Linked DNA regions of Homo sapiens: region 1 is linked to region 2. A link is a contact called in ENCODE Hi-C data. All regions are on one chromosome and are shown on one strand. Each heading gives the region's core, a stretch centred on a gene start or an enhancer-like site at or near the end of the contact. The rest is flanking DNA. Distances are from core to core; before and after follow the strand shown.

Evidence for each region. Hi-C counts contacts between places; a loop is a spot of excess contacts on that map. Pooled maps may share reads with other maps.
Region 1: a pooled map shows a loop between it and region 2 (2.9-fold over the local background). The contact joins the promoter of AARS2 here to the promoter of RSPH9 in region 2. A Hi-C loop is called at or near these places in 4 of 50 pooled maps.

What each region holds. Positions count from the first base shown.
Region 1 is chr6:44,311,505-44,317,792 of GRCh38, forward strand. AARS2 (alanyl-tRNA synthetase 2, mitochondrial) reads right to left here and starts at 1,843. Exons shown (of 22, transcript NM_020745.4): 1 at 1,577-1,843; 2 at 568-759; 3 at 1-31. The coding sequence starts at 1,819. LOC124901322 (a long non-coding RNA gene) reads left to right here. Exons shown (of 3, transcript XR_007059594.1): 3 at 2,647-3,043. RefSeq lists an enhancer at 1,588-2,147.
Region 2 is chr6:43,639,469-43,646,493 of GRCh38, forward strand. RSPH9 (radial spoke head component 9) reads left to right here and starts at 5,568. Exons shown (of 5, transcript NM_152732.5): 1 at 5,568-5,857. The coding sequence starts at 5,631. It overlaps MAD2L1BP (MAD2L1 binding protein), which reads left to right. Exons shown (of 3, transcript NM_014628.3): 3 at 553-1,473. The coding sequence ends at 1,065. RefSeq lists a silencer at 4,987-5,175.

The sequences.
Region 1 (6,288 bases), core at 593-3,092, 670 kb after region 2:
GCAGTTCCCAGGCCATGTTACAAGCCTCCTCCTGCAGCAGAAACCAGCATGGGGTGGGGGGGGAAGACGGGTGAGAGGGAGACCCCACTGAAGTAATCAAGCCACATGAGTTTAGCTCCCGACTTAAGACAAAAGCATTTCTGCTGCCATCTTGTTCCCAGAATAAGCCATGAACCATTACTGCCTCTGAGTGTTTTCCTGCCCAGAAAGCTTCCCCCTTCTTCTAAGTCCTATCTTCTTTCAAGTCCCAGACCAAGTCCCACTTTCACATGAAATTCTCTGCCTACTCTAGCCTAGAGTGATCTTTAACTCCAGTAAGCACCTTAGCATTGCTGTTTGACCATTTATTCAAACAACAATTTTTGAGTGATCATTAGGCAGAAAGTACAGTCTCTGCCCTTCAGGGACTTACAATCCAATCAGGGAGGTGAGGTAATTCCTGTTACACCGGCTCAACTAGCACTTTGCCTCCACATCTGGTATGAGGCCCTGCCTAAGCAGACAGTACAATGGAAACAGGACAAATTGACTCCCTTCTTGGCTGATCACTGATCCCCAGAGACTCACCTTAAAATATTCACCCCCAAAGGCCCAATTGCCAAGCATTTCAAAGAAGGTATGATGGGAAAGGTCTCGACCCACATCTTCCAGGTCGTTATGGTGTCCTCCAGCTCTCACACATTTCTGGCTGTTGGCCACACGTCGGAAGCCTGCCATCTCGCTTCGTGGATCCACGGTGCCCAGAAAGATTGGCTTGAACTGGAAGCACATAGAGTGGGGAGGGGGAGAGGGATATCCAATTTCTCAGTAGAAGGGAAATGTGGGGAGTGAGGATAGGGATGGCTGTTCAGACCGAAGGCTGACTGTGCCCCTGAGAGTGCAGTGTAATCTTGGTCTATGAGGACAAACTGGGAGCCTCGGGACAGCCATCTCTGGTGTGTGGGGAGCAGAGAAGAGGTAAACAAATCATGAACCGGAGACCCTCTGCCTAGTAAAATAGGCAAGGTAAAAGAAGGAGGAATGTGTTGGGAGCTGGAAATGGGACGCTGAAAGGTGGCATCCTCCGTCTCAGCTTCTTCAACCACACCCAATAACTTCAGGGAACAAAACTGAGACTCATTTAGTAGGGAGCCCAGACGGCCTCTAAGGTTAACTTATGCCGCCCCTATTTTACAGATGAGGACAATGAAGTCTAGAAAAGATGAGTGGTTGATAAAAACCAAAACCTTAGAGAATAGTACTCAGCAAACAATAGGTGATCAATAAACATTTAATGAAAGCGTTATCTTTATTTAAATAACGAATAAATGAAATCAGACTTCTCCCTCGGGATTCCACTCCAGCCATTTCTGGACCTAATACTCAATCCCAATCCAGAAGTTCCCAGCTCAAGCCCTCCCCAAGCCCTCCCTATACTCTGAGCGCCGTACCCCCATCACTTTACCCAACCAAGCACCGCCCTCTTTCCCCAAAAGCTACGAACTCCGCCTCTCGCTTCTTTTGCCCAATCCTGCAGCGTCTTTCTCACCAGAAAACTCACGAACTCCGCTCCCTATCAGTATGGTTCGGCCCTCACCTGGTTCATGCCCGCATTGACAAAAAGCAAACTGGGGTCGCCGCGGGGCCGCACGGAAGCGGAGGGCACCAGCCGGTGGCCATGGCGGTCCCGAAAGAAGTTCAGAAAGGCGGCCCTCACGGCCGAGGCCTTGGCTGCAGGGGGCTCCGATGAGAGCGGCCGATGGCTGAGGCCCCGCCATGCGGGCGACCTTCGAATGGCCCGCCGCAGCCTCCGGGCTGCAGCTGCCACTGACGCTGCCATCGTAGCTCCGGGCAGTGACTTTACGTGGTCAAAGAGTGACGAGGGAAGGAAGCCAGGCGTTTCCTACAGCGGCCCCTGGCGGTAGGAGGACTCAGGGGGCGGCCTCTGCCGCCGGGGTGGAAGCGATCGATTGGGTCGCTGGCAGAGTCTAGCACAGCGCCCGGCACATAGTAGGCTCTTAATTCATTCGGCATTAAGCAAATATTCATTGAGAGCCTACTATGTGCTAGGCATTGTTTTGGGCTTTTAGGGTACAAAATTGACAAAATGCCCTGCCCACTGAAATCCGTATTCTAGCAGTAATTGCTGTTGTGCTTATTAGTTTTGCAAAGTTACAGATGGGGTTGCAATAAACAGGTGTGGATTCAACTTCGTGTGTGTGTGTGTGTGTGTGTGTGTGTGTTTTGTGTGTGTTTTTCCAGGCTGAGGGAAGAAGGCAGAGAGTGACAGGGGAGTATCAGCATTCATTCAAGAGGTATTCAACAAATATTTATTGAAGACCTAGTATGTGCTAGGCACTGTTCTAGGCATTTGCCAGTTTCCTTGGACCTTGGCATCAGACACGGCCATTTTTGCCCGTGAAGCAGGAGTCTATAGGAGAACACAGAAGCCAAACAGCATCTGCTATATTATTAATTGCCTAACATTTGGTCTTCTCATTTGCCTGGGGATCAGAGAGAATCCAGGTCGTCAAGGCAGGAGGAAGCTGTTGGCTAATAGCTGCAGAGATTTCACTCTCTAAGCCTTCTAATGCCCTAAGGTTTTGTGTGTTTTCGTTTAGGATAAGAGATATACCTGTTCTACCTCTCCCTTCTGTCTTTCCATAGTAACAGCTGTGACCCTGAAGCCAACAGGCCCTTGTGGATGCAATCAGGGTGCTCATGGGGCTTCTCATGATGCCCTTGGCTTGGGAAATTAAACAGATTGGGAAGACAGAAGAGAATCTGCCAAAGCTAAAACTCAATAGAGGTTCCAGAGCTGAGGTCAGTGTAATAACCGAGAAGGCCTTAGCCATCAGGGTGGTCTCTTTTAGCCACGATTCTGTGTGTGTTAAGTTATTTGGGGTCTTTGTATACATAGTTTCTCTGCGGAATCTACATTGGACTTGAATTTCTATAGTGATAGTAAATTCTTAACTTTGTGTTCTGACAGCACCTATAACTCCTATTCCATGATCCCCTTTTTCTCCCTTTGCCCACATAGATTAAAGGTGTTGTTTTGAAAGTGTGTTTGGCCTGTTTTGGTTTTTCCAGTGTTTCTGGAACAGAAAGCTAAAGCCAGCTGGGGATTTCTGTGTGATTAATGACTTTTTTATTTTTTTGAGATGGGGTTTCACTCTTGTTGTGCTGGCGTGCAATAGCACAATCTCGGCTCTCTGCAACCTCTGTCTCCCGGGTTCAAGCAATTATCCTGCCTTAGCCTCCTGAGTAGCTGGGATTACAGGCATGCATCACCACGCCCGGCTAATTTTGTATTTTTAGTAGAGATGGGGTTTCTCCATGTTGGTCAGGCTGGTCTTGAACTCCCGACCTCAGCTGACCTGCCTACCTCAGCCTTCCGAAGTGCTGGGATTACAGGCATGCACCACTGCGCCCAGCTGAGATTGATGATCTTTAGACAAGACTGTGAAATTATTTCCCAAACTGAGATGGGAGTGTTTTGCCATACAAACCTGGCAGGGCCTCTACTCAGTACTGACATCAACTTTTTTTTTTTCAGATTTTGCCCAGAAAGTCATTGTGTTACATTAGAAACTCCAAACATGGATCTAGTGTGGAGCCATATAATTTTTTTAAAACAGCTTTATTGAAATATAATTTACATGCTATACAATTCGCCCATTTAAATAAAGTATACAGTTCAATGCCTTTTAGTATATTTACATAGAGTTGCCCATCCATCACCACAATCACTTTTAGAACATTTTCATTACTTCCAAATAAAACCCCAAATCCTTTAGCCATTAACCCCCAATCGTCTCATCCTTCCTAGCCCTTGGCAACCACTAATCTACCTTCTGTCTCTACAGACTTGTATATTCTGGACATTTCATGTAAATGGAATCATGTAATATGTGGTTCTTTGTAACTGGCTTCTTTCACATAAAATAATATTTTCAAGGTTCATCCATGTTGTAGCATGTACCATGGATTTTTAGAAAAATGTTTTTAGTTGTTTTCTGTTTGAAGTAGGTTTTTCTCTCATCTAATTTTGTCTTTGCCACTAAAAATGATAATTTTCTTTTCTTTAAATGTGGTGCTCTTTGGTGAATCATTAGGTTCTTTTTAATATTTCCCAGTGAAGCAAAGCGGTTCATCTAGGATTGGGACGTGTCTGTTCTGGTTTGCAGCTGTCATCTGATGAGGAAGTTAAATTGAAGGACTGCAGTTTCCCAAGATAGATGGAGGTGGAGAAAACTCATCAGACAGGGAAGTTACCAATCCTGGGAACTTCTCTGAAGGGTACTGATCCACTGTCTTAGTATTTATGGGAATTTCATTTTGAGGTTTAACATGCAAATGGGGTCTGCTTTTTGCGAGTTACTCAGCTGGGTTTTGTGAGCAACATTTGGGGTGCTCCTTTCATTGTTTAAGACAGTGGTGCTTTATCTTCCCTGGAGGTGGGATTTACCCTTACGTTGCCATTCGACCTACTTATCTTGGTAGGTTCAAGGCATCCAGCCATTCTTTGTGCTCTCCCTTTCACCTTGTTTAAAAGATGTAACACTCTTATTCTAGGAGTAGAAAGTGTCCTTTCTGATTTCCCGATTGGCTTTGAGAGCAGGACCCCAAGATCAGTGAGACATTCTGTCCTGGATTGATGGTCAGAGAAGACAAAGGGAATTTTCACTCTTACTAAGCATGGGGAACTCAACTTTGGGAATTTCCTCTTATAAATCATAAAAACAGTCTTTTAGCGTCTAGGTTAAAAAGTCAGCCTACGACAGGTGTTTCTGATTTGATGTGTTTATTTATGGCATTGGCTTATCTGGATTGTGAAAGCAACCAACACTTGCCAAACATTAATATGCATATGGATCTCCTGCGATCTTGTTACATATGCAGACTATGATCCAGTAGGTCTGGAGTAGGTGAAATTCTGCATTTCTAGCAGGCTCCCGGTGATGCTGCTGCTGCTGCTAGTCTACTAGACCATACCTTGAGTGACAAGGGTGTAGTAAAGGACTTGTGAGGGGAGTCTGGACACAGGCTTTAGGAAACGTTCTTTTGCCTGGTCCTGGGGCCTAAGACTCAGGTGCCCTTAGGTTCTCCCTTTCTCCTGGGAGGGGTGCTCACCCAGAGTAGGTGGGTGTAGCTGGGAGCTCATCGTGCGCAAGAGCGCTCGCCCCCTTCCTTCCCCCAGCTTCTTAGGGAAGTGAGGGTGGTGATTGCGTCCGCCTGTGGCTTAGAGCCGTGGAGGTTAATGTGGACCAGGGTGGAAGGGGAGCGGTTACCATGGGAATCTGGCAAAGTCATCAGGGCACGCCGATGGCTGGTGGAGCCCCCGGATCAGGAATTCAAGTATTGGTGGACCCTTGAGGGCCTCAATTCTAGAGGTTTATCCTCATGCATTAAAAAAATACTGTAGTTACATTTTATTTATTTTTATTTTATTTTTATTATTTTTGAAAGAGATAGGGTTTTGCTATGTTGCCCAGGCTAGTTTTGAACTCCTGGTGTCAAGCATTCCTCATGCCTCGGTCTCCAAGATAAACATTTTAACTGGTTATAGAAATACCTACATAAGAAAGAAGTAGACATAGGAGACTCCATTTTGTTCTGTACTAAGAAAATTTCTTCTGCCTTGGGATGCTGTTAATCTAGAACCTTGCCCCCAACCCCGTGCTCTCTGAAACAGGGTTAAATGGATTAAGGGCGGTGCAAGATGTGCTTTGTTAAACAGATGCTTGAAGGCAGCATGCTGGTTAAGAGTCATCACCACACCCTAATCTCAAGTACCCAGGGACACAAACACTGCAGAAGGCCGCAGGGACCTCTGCCTAGGAAAACCGGAGACCTTTGTTCACGTGTTTATCTGCTGACCTTCTCTCCACTATTATCCTATGACCCTGCCACATCCCCCTCTCCGAGAAACACCCAAGAATGATCAATAAATACTAAAAAAAGAAATACCTACATAACAACTTCGATTTTGCCTCTTGGCCTGGAAAGCCTAAAATATTTAATACGTGGCTTTTCAAAAAAAGTTTGCCAAACACTGCAATAGAGATTTTTTAAAAATCACACCATAAAACGTAGATGCAGAAAATCAACCAAAACAAATGTTGACTTGTTTCAATGTTGTTGATTCAAAGGCAGACATCTTTGTATCCACTACCCAGGTCTTGAAATAGAACTTTGCAGCCACCCCAGGGCCCCTCCATGGATTCTGCCCTGCCCCCAACCAGCTTCCTTCTCCCAAAGGTGACCATTACCCTGACTTTCATAGTAATCACTGCATTTTTTTTT
Region 2 (7,025 bases), core at 4,318-6,817:
TGTGTTTGCATTTGGCTAGTGTTGTGTAGTTTCCAGTTCTTTCCTCTTGGGAGTTTTCTTTGTCAGTCTTTCCTCTTCTTTCCTTCATTTGTTTCTTAATTTCTTTTCTCTCATTTTGTAATATTTCAGGTGGAAGTGCAAATAAGCATGTGTTCAGTTTACTATGTTTAAGTGGAAGAACAAGTTCAAAGTCATGTTTATTAGACCAAATAATCCTCATTCCTGTTATCACTCCCCATACAGCAAAAATTTGTTGTCACTTTGTCATGTCACCAAATTTCTATTTTAGTTGCTTATATCTGGATATCCTCCACCTTCAGAACACTGTGTTTGCTGTTCTAAATGTGGGAGAATTATGGTTTTGTACAAATAATATATTTTCCTTTTCAGTATAATACCCTCTGATAAAACACAGTGTTTTGGCTGTGGCGGTTCATTGAGCTAGAAATTAAGTCCTGTAAGTCTATGTACACATCCCAGCAGGGTTCTTTTCAAAGAGCATTAGCTTCCCCCTGCCTTGTTCTTCTCTCCCACCATTCTTTGTCCTCACAGGCAGAGGAGATGCTGAAGAAGAAACCTCGGGCCACCACTGAGGTGAGCAGCAGGAAATGCCAACAAGCCCTGGCAGAACTGGAGAGTGTCCTCAGCCACCTGGAGGACTTCTTTGCACGGACACTAGTACCGCGAGTGCTGATTCTCCTTGGGGGCAATGCCCTAAGCCCCAAGGAGTTCTATGAACTCGACTTGTCTCTGCTGGCCCCCTACAGCGTGGACCAGAGCCTGAGCACAGCAGCTTGTTTGCGCCGTCTCTTCCGAGCCATATTCATGGCTGATGCCTTTAGCGAGCTTCAGGCTCCTCCACTCATGGGCACCGTCGTCATGGCACAGGGACACCGCAACTGTGGAGAAGATTGGTTTCGACCCAAGCTCAACTATCGAGTGCCCAGCCGGGGCCATAAACTGACTGTGACCCTGTCATGTGGCAGACCTTCCATCCGAACCACGGCTTGGGAAGACTACATTTGGTTCCAGGCACCAGTGACATTTAAAGGCTTCCGCGAGTGAATGAGTGCTTCTTAATCCTAAAAACACAATGGCTGAATTATCTTTCTCCATGTGGCGCTGAATCACCCATCTGGTTTGGAGCTAGAGTTGCTTCCTGGTGAGAGAGGAAGCAACTCTCCTTCTGGTTGTCTGCCTCCCCTCAGATTTCCTGATAGGCTGATGGCATGTGGCTGTGACTGTGACTGTAATCATTGCTGAACAACATCTCTTTGAATCAAAGGTTGATTTTCCCAGAGGGTGCTGGGTCAGGCATTTCTATTAGGAGTTGGAAAGCAAAAATGGGTCCATAGACACTCTATGGAGGTGTCCCTTTCTGCTCTTTGCTGTGTCCTTTCAGAATTTTTACCAGGAACATAATGTGGATGTGACTTATGAACTTAAATATAAAATAAATAGATTCTTATTATATTTTCCTGAAATTGTTTTGACTTAACTTGTCAGGTTTTAGGCTATTTTGTCTTTCTCCTTGGCCTCTTCTGCTTCAGGGCTTCTCGAATTTTTTTTTTTTTTCTTTTTTCTTTTTTGAGATGGAGTCTCGCTGTATCGCCCAGGCTGGAGTACAGTGGCACAATCTTGGTCGCTGCAACCTCCACCTCCCAGGTTCAAGGAATTCTCCTGTCTTAGCCTCTCGAGTAGCTGAGATTGCAGGTGTGCACCACCACGCCCAGCTAATTTTTGTATTTTTAGTAGAGATGGAGTTTCACCATGTTGGCCAGGCTGGTCTCGAACTCCTGCCCTCAAGTGATCCACCTGTCTTGGCCTCCCAAAGTGCTGGGATTACAGGTGTGGGCCACCGTGCCTGGCCTTAGGATTTTTTTACTAATGATTTTTTCTCTTGTTCAGCCCCAGGCTAGTCTAGGAAATTAAGTGACTTGGCCAAGTGCATATGTAGTTTGATAGCAGAGTTAGGACTAGAGTCCTCATTAGCTATCTTTTAGCCAACGTGCTTTTCTTATCCCATACAGATTTTTGTGATGCTTAAATTCTGTATCCCCCAAAGCAGAGGTCACCTTTATGTGGGAAGATTGTGGTAAGGAACTTAGCTTAGCAGGCCATTGAATGAGAGCAGTGATTTTGGGAAATAGTCTGGCTAGGTGCTTGGTTTGTAGTAAACTGTGAGCAGGTGTGTGCTGAATAGTGAGAGGGGAGGAGCCTCTGTGCCTGGCCAAACACCTCAGTTTTTGGAAGCAAGTTGAAGACAGAATCCACACCTTGCTGATGTTCGGGATAGGTATATGTGTGTGTATGTATAATATATAAATGGTATGTATAGTCCAGGTGGGTGACTCATGCCTATAATCCCAGCACTTTGGGAGGCCAAGGTGGGCAGATCGCCTGAGGTCAGGAGGGAGACCAGCTGGCCAACATGGTGAAACCCCATCTCTACTAAAAATACACAAAAAAAGGCTGGGCATGGTAGCTCATGCCTGGCATCCCAGCACTTTGGGAGGCTGAGATGGGTGGATCACAAGTTCAGGAGTTCAAGACCAGCCTGACCAACATGGTGAAACCCTGTCTCTACTAAATATACAAAAATTAGCTGGGCTTAGTGGCGAGTGCCTGTAATCCAGCTACTTGGGGAGGCTGGGGCAGGAGAATTGCTTGAACCCGGGAGGCAGAGGTTGCAGTGAACCGAGATCACGCCACTGCACTCCAGCCTGGGCAACAGAGTGAGACCCGGTCTCAAAAAAAAAAAAAGAAAAAAGAAAAACAATTAGCCAGGCGTGGTTGTGGGCGCTTGTAATCCCAGCTACTTGGGAGGCTGAGGCAGGAGAATCACTTGAACCCGGGAGGCGGAGGTTACGGTGAGCTGAGATGGTGCCACTGCACTCCAGCCTGGGTTACAGAGAGACTCCATCTCAAAAAAAAAAAAAAAAGGTACATACGTACACATATGTACATAGAATAAGATACATATACGTACACCTAAAATATACTATTTTTAAAGTATATGTACTGTTTTAAGCACTTACATTATCTAACCCTAACAACTTTGCAGTGCATGAATTATTGTCCCCATTTTATAGATGAGGCCAGGGGAAATTGAGCAGCTTGCCTAAGTGGTGAAACTTGGATTCGCCTACATTACTGCACATCCTATGTGGTTTTACTCTGAAATATTTAGCCAGGATTTGCCTTGCCAAAGGTATTAGCATCAGGAAGCTGTAAGATTCTCCTCTCTGGCTTCAGATTCTGGTGTCTGCCATGGAGCCTGCAATAGGTGCTAAGTATGAAATCAGTGAAAGCAAAATGCCTGGGCTCTTTTCTGTGCTATGACCACTTGAAGCATATTCTGCTGTAGCAGGACAAGCTGCAGACAAAACCCCTCAGACACCGAGTTACAGAAGGAAGCAGTTTATTCGGCCGGGAGTGTCGGTAAGACTCCTGTCTCAAGAGCTGAGCTCCCCGAGTGAGCAATTCCTGTCCCTTTTAAGGGCTCACAACTCTAAGGGGGTGCGCGTGACAGAGTCGTGATTGATTGAGCAAGCAGCGGGTACGTGACGGGGGGCTGCATGCACCAGTAATTAGATCGGAACAAAACAGGATAGGGATTTTCACAGTGCTTTTCTATACAATGTCTGTAATCTATAGATAACCGATTAGGTCAGGGGTCGATCTTTAACTACCAGGCCCGGGGCGCGGTGCTGGGCTGTCTGCCCGTGGATTTCATTTCTGCCTTTTAGTTTTTACTTCTTTGTAGGCAGAAATTGGCATAAGACAATATGAGGGGTGGTCTCCTCCCTTACTGCCAGCCAGAATTTTGACTGTTTTTCTGTTTAATGCTATTATAGAAGAGAGATTGAGCCGTATCTCCCGCTCAGGGAAAGGAAAGGCTGAGAGGTCTGCCTAAAGGGAGTGGGGGTGGTTGTGAACAAGAGAGCCATAAATTGTTTTGAGATAACACATTAAGCCAAATCAACTCCCTCAAATACTAATTTTATTTATTTATTTAGTTAGTTAGTTGTATTTTTTGAGACAGGCTCGCTCTGTTGCCCAGGCTGCAGTGCGGTAGCATGATCTTGGCTCACTGCAATCTCTGCCTCCCAGGTTCAAGCCATTCTCCTGCCCCAGCCTCCCGAGTAGCTGGGATTACAGCTGTGGGCCACCAAGCCCGGCTGTTTTGTATTTTTAGTAGAGACAGGGTTTCACCATGTTGGTCAGGCTGATCTCATAACAATGCCTTCCTAAACAATGCCTAAGCCTGGGCGTGGTGGTTCACACCTGTAATCCCAGCACTTTGGGAGGCTCAGGTGAGTGGATCACTTGAGCTCGGAGTTCAACACCAGCCTGGCCAACATGGCAAAACCCCGTCTCTACTAAAAATACAAAAAATATTGGGTGTGGTGGCACACACCTGTAGTCCCAGCTACCTGGGGGGCTGAGGTGGGAAGATCACTTGAGCCCAGGAGGTTGAGGCTGCAGTGAGCTGAGATCACACACCACTACACTCCAGCCTGGGTGACAAAGTGAGACCCTGTCTCAACCCCCGAAAACCAACAATGCCCAGACAATCAAAAAAGTAATTATCTGGGTTATTTACACACTTATTTATCAGCTGGGGCCCAGGTCATTCTGATTTCCTGAGTGCTCTTCAAAGGAATCCAGAAATGAAAATATCAACTAGCAACATTAACGATAAAGCCCATCTCCTGTGGCAACAAGCTTGCTGAGGAACCTGTTTGTTTGTCCTTGGCTGGGGACTCAAGAAGTGAATGTGGAGAAGTGATCTAGCCCAGGGAGTGAAGCTCCAGTTGCAGTGAGGTTCTGGCCTTTCATCTCTTGCTACCATTTGGATCTAAAAACAACAGTTGGTGGTAGTTGGTAGTTGATGAGAAAGGTGGTAGTTGATGAGAAAGTGTAGTCTATAAAAGTCCCCCTTTTTGTATCTCTCTCCTCACCCTCCTTTCCCAAGGTGTTACCCTATACCTTGCCCCCATTGCCTAGATTTTCATTTGTCACTTAGAATATTTCTATGGAAAGGGTAGATAAAGAAGACAGCTGGTGAAGATGGAAGAGAATGGATGGACCTCATTCTGTAAGACCTGGCTTGGGGTGGGGTGCGGGTGGAGGTAGTCGGGTTGACAGAATCTTAATTAGAGCCAGGAGGAATCTCAAATTCTTCACAGATCATTCTGAGGTCAAGAAGTGACATGACTGGGGTGAAATAGTACAGTTAGTGTCAGTGTTGGGGTTTTGTATTGTTTTCTTTCCAGACCCCAGGTCCATATACAGTAAAGACTCTAAATGTCGACTATGTGAAAGGGCTCAGGGAAGGCCAAATATCTATGGAAAAAGGCTGGGTTTGGACTTACAACCCCAACTGTAGCCTAACTGTAGGGGAAGCCATACTGTGGCCGTGGCAACTGAAGACATCCCGTCCCAAACTCTGGAAAGGATGAGGGAGGGGGCTGATGCCTAGGCCTCCGTGGGGAGGAGGTCTGGGCGGTAGGCGGTGGGGTGGGTGGAACCTAGCGTCCAGCTAGGCGGAAGGGCGGAGCTTCAGGTCTCCATGGAGGCGGCTTCTCCTAGCAACTCGACGGGCGTTGAGCGGAGCCGCTGACCTGATGGACGCCGACAGCCTCCTGCTGTCTCTGGAGCTGGCGTCCGGCAGTGGGCAGGGCCTCAGCCCGGACCGTCGGGCCTCGCTGCTCACGTCTCTTATGCTGGTTAAGCGCGACTACCGCTATGATCGGGTTCTCTTCTGGGGCCGCATCCTTGGCCTCGTCGCCGATTACTACATCGCGCAGGGCCTGAGTGAGGACCAGCTCGCACCGCGCAAGACGCTCTATAGGTGAGGAGGCCCCCGGGACGGGCTCCCCAGAGGGTGGCTACCTGGAGGCAGGGCGGGGTGGGCGGGTCGCAGCAATTGAAAGGGGCGGGGCCCATGGGGCCAAGGGAGGTGTGGGCGGGATCTGAGATGAGTGGAATGGGGGAGACCCTGGGGGGCGGGCCTGGGGACGGTCAAGAGGTGGTTGAGGGAAAGGGCGGGGATGGGGATGTCTCGGAATCTGAGGCTAGGGCGGAGCCTGAGAGGGCGGGGCAATGGACGGGCGATGTCCCCCGGAGGGCGGGGCCTTGCGAGAGCTTGTTCTCCGCCTGAGGAGGCCAAGAGAAACTTACATGCGGATGGGTTTATAAGAGAGACAGGGCCAAGAACGCAGGTGAAGCAGTGGGAAGGTTTCTGGAAAATGCGGACCTGGAGAAGAAGCCAGGTTCCAGCCAAGTGCTGGGCCTGGCTCAGTTTGGAGAAGGCTCAGTTTGGAGAAGAGTCAGACGCCAGAGGGAGAGGGTGGTGCTCTTTGATAGAGGTATCTGCTCTGGAGCTGGAGGCGCTTTTGGAAATAGAGAACGAATGCGGAATGGGGAGAGAGCTGGGGAAAATTCCCTGGTCACTACCATACAGGACCATCCAGCTATTTATTTATTTATTTTTGTTTTGAGGCAGAGTCTTGCTCTGTCACCCAGGCTGGAGTGCAGTGTCGCTATCTTGGTTCACTGCAACCTCCGCCTCCCGGATTCAAGCGATTTTCCTGCCTCAGCCTCCCAAATAGCTGGGATTACAGGCACGTGCCACCACACCTGGCTATTTATTTATTATTATTATTATTATTATTTTAGACGGAGTCTCGCTCTGTCGCCCAGGCTGGAGTGCAGTGGCTCGATCTCGGCTCACTGCAAGCTCCGCCTCCTGGGTTCACGCCATTCTCCTCCCTCAGCCTCCCGAGTGGCTGGGACTACAGGCGCCCGCCACCATGCCCGGTTAATTTTTTTTTGTATTTTTAGTAGAGACGGGGTTTCACCGTGTTAGCTAGGATGGTCTCGATCTCCTGACCTCGTGATCCGTCCGCCTCAGCCTCCCAAAGTGCTGGGATCACCCACCGCGCTTGGCAATTATTTATTTATTTATTATTTTTGTAATTTTAATAGAGACAGGGTTTCACTATGCTGGTTAGGCTGGT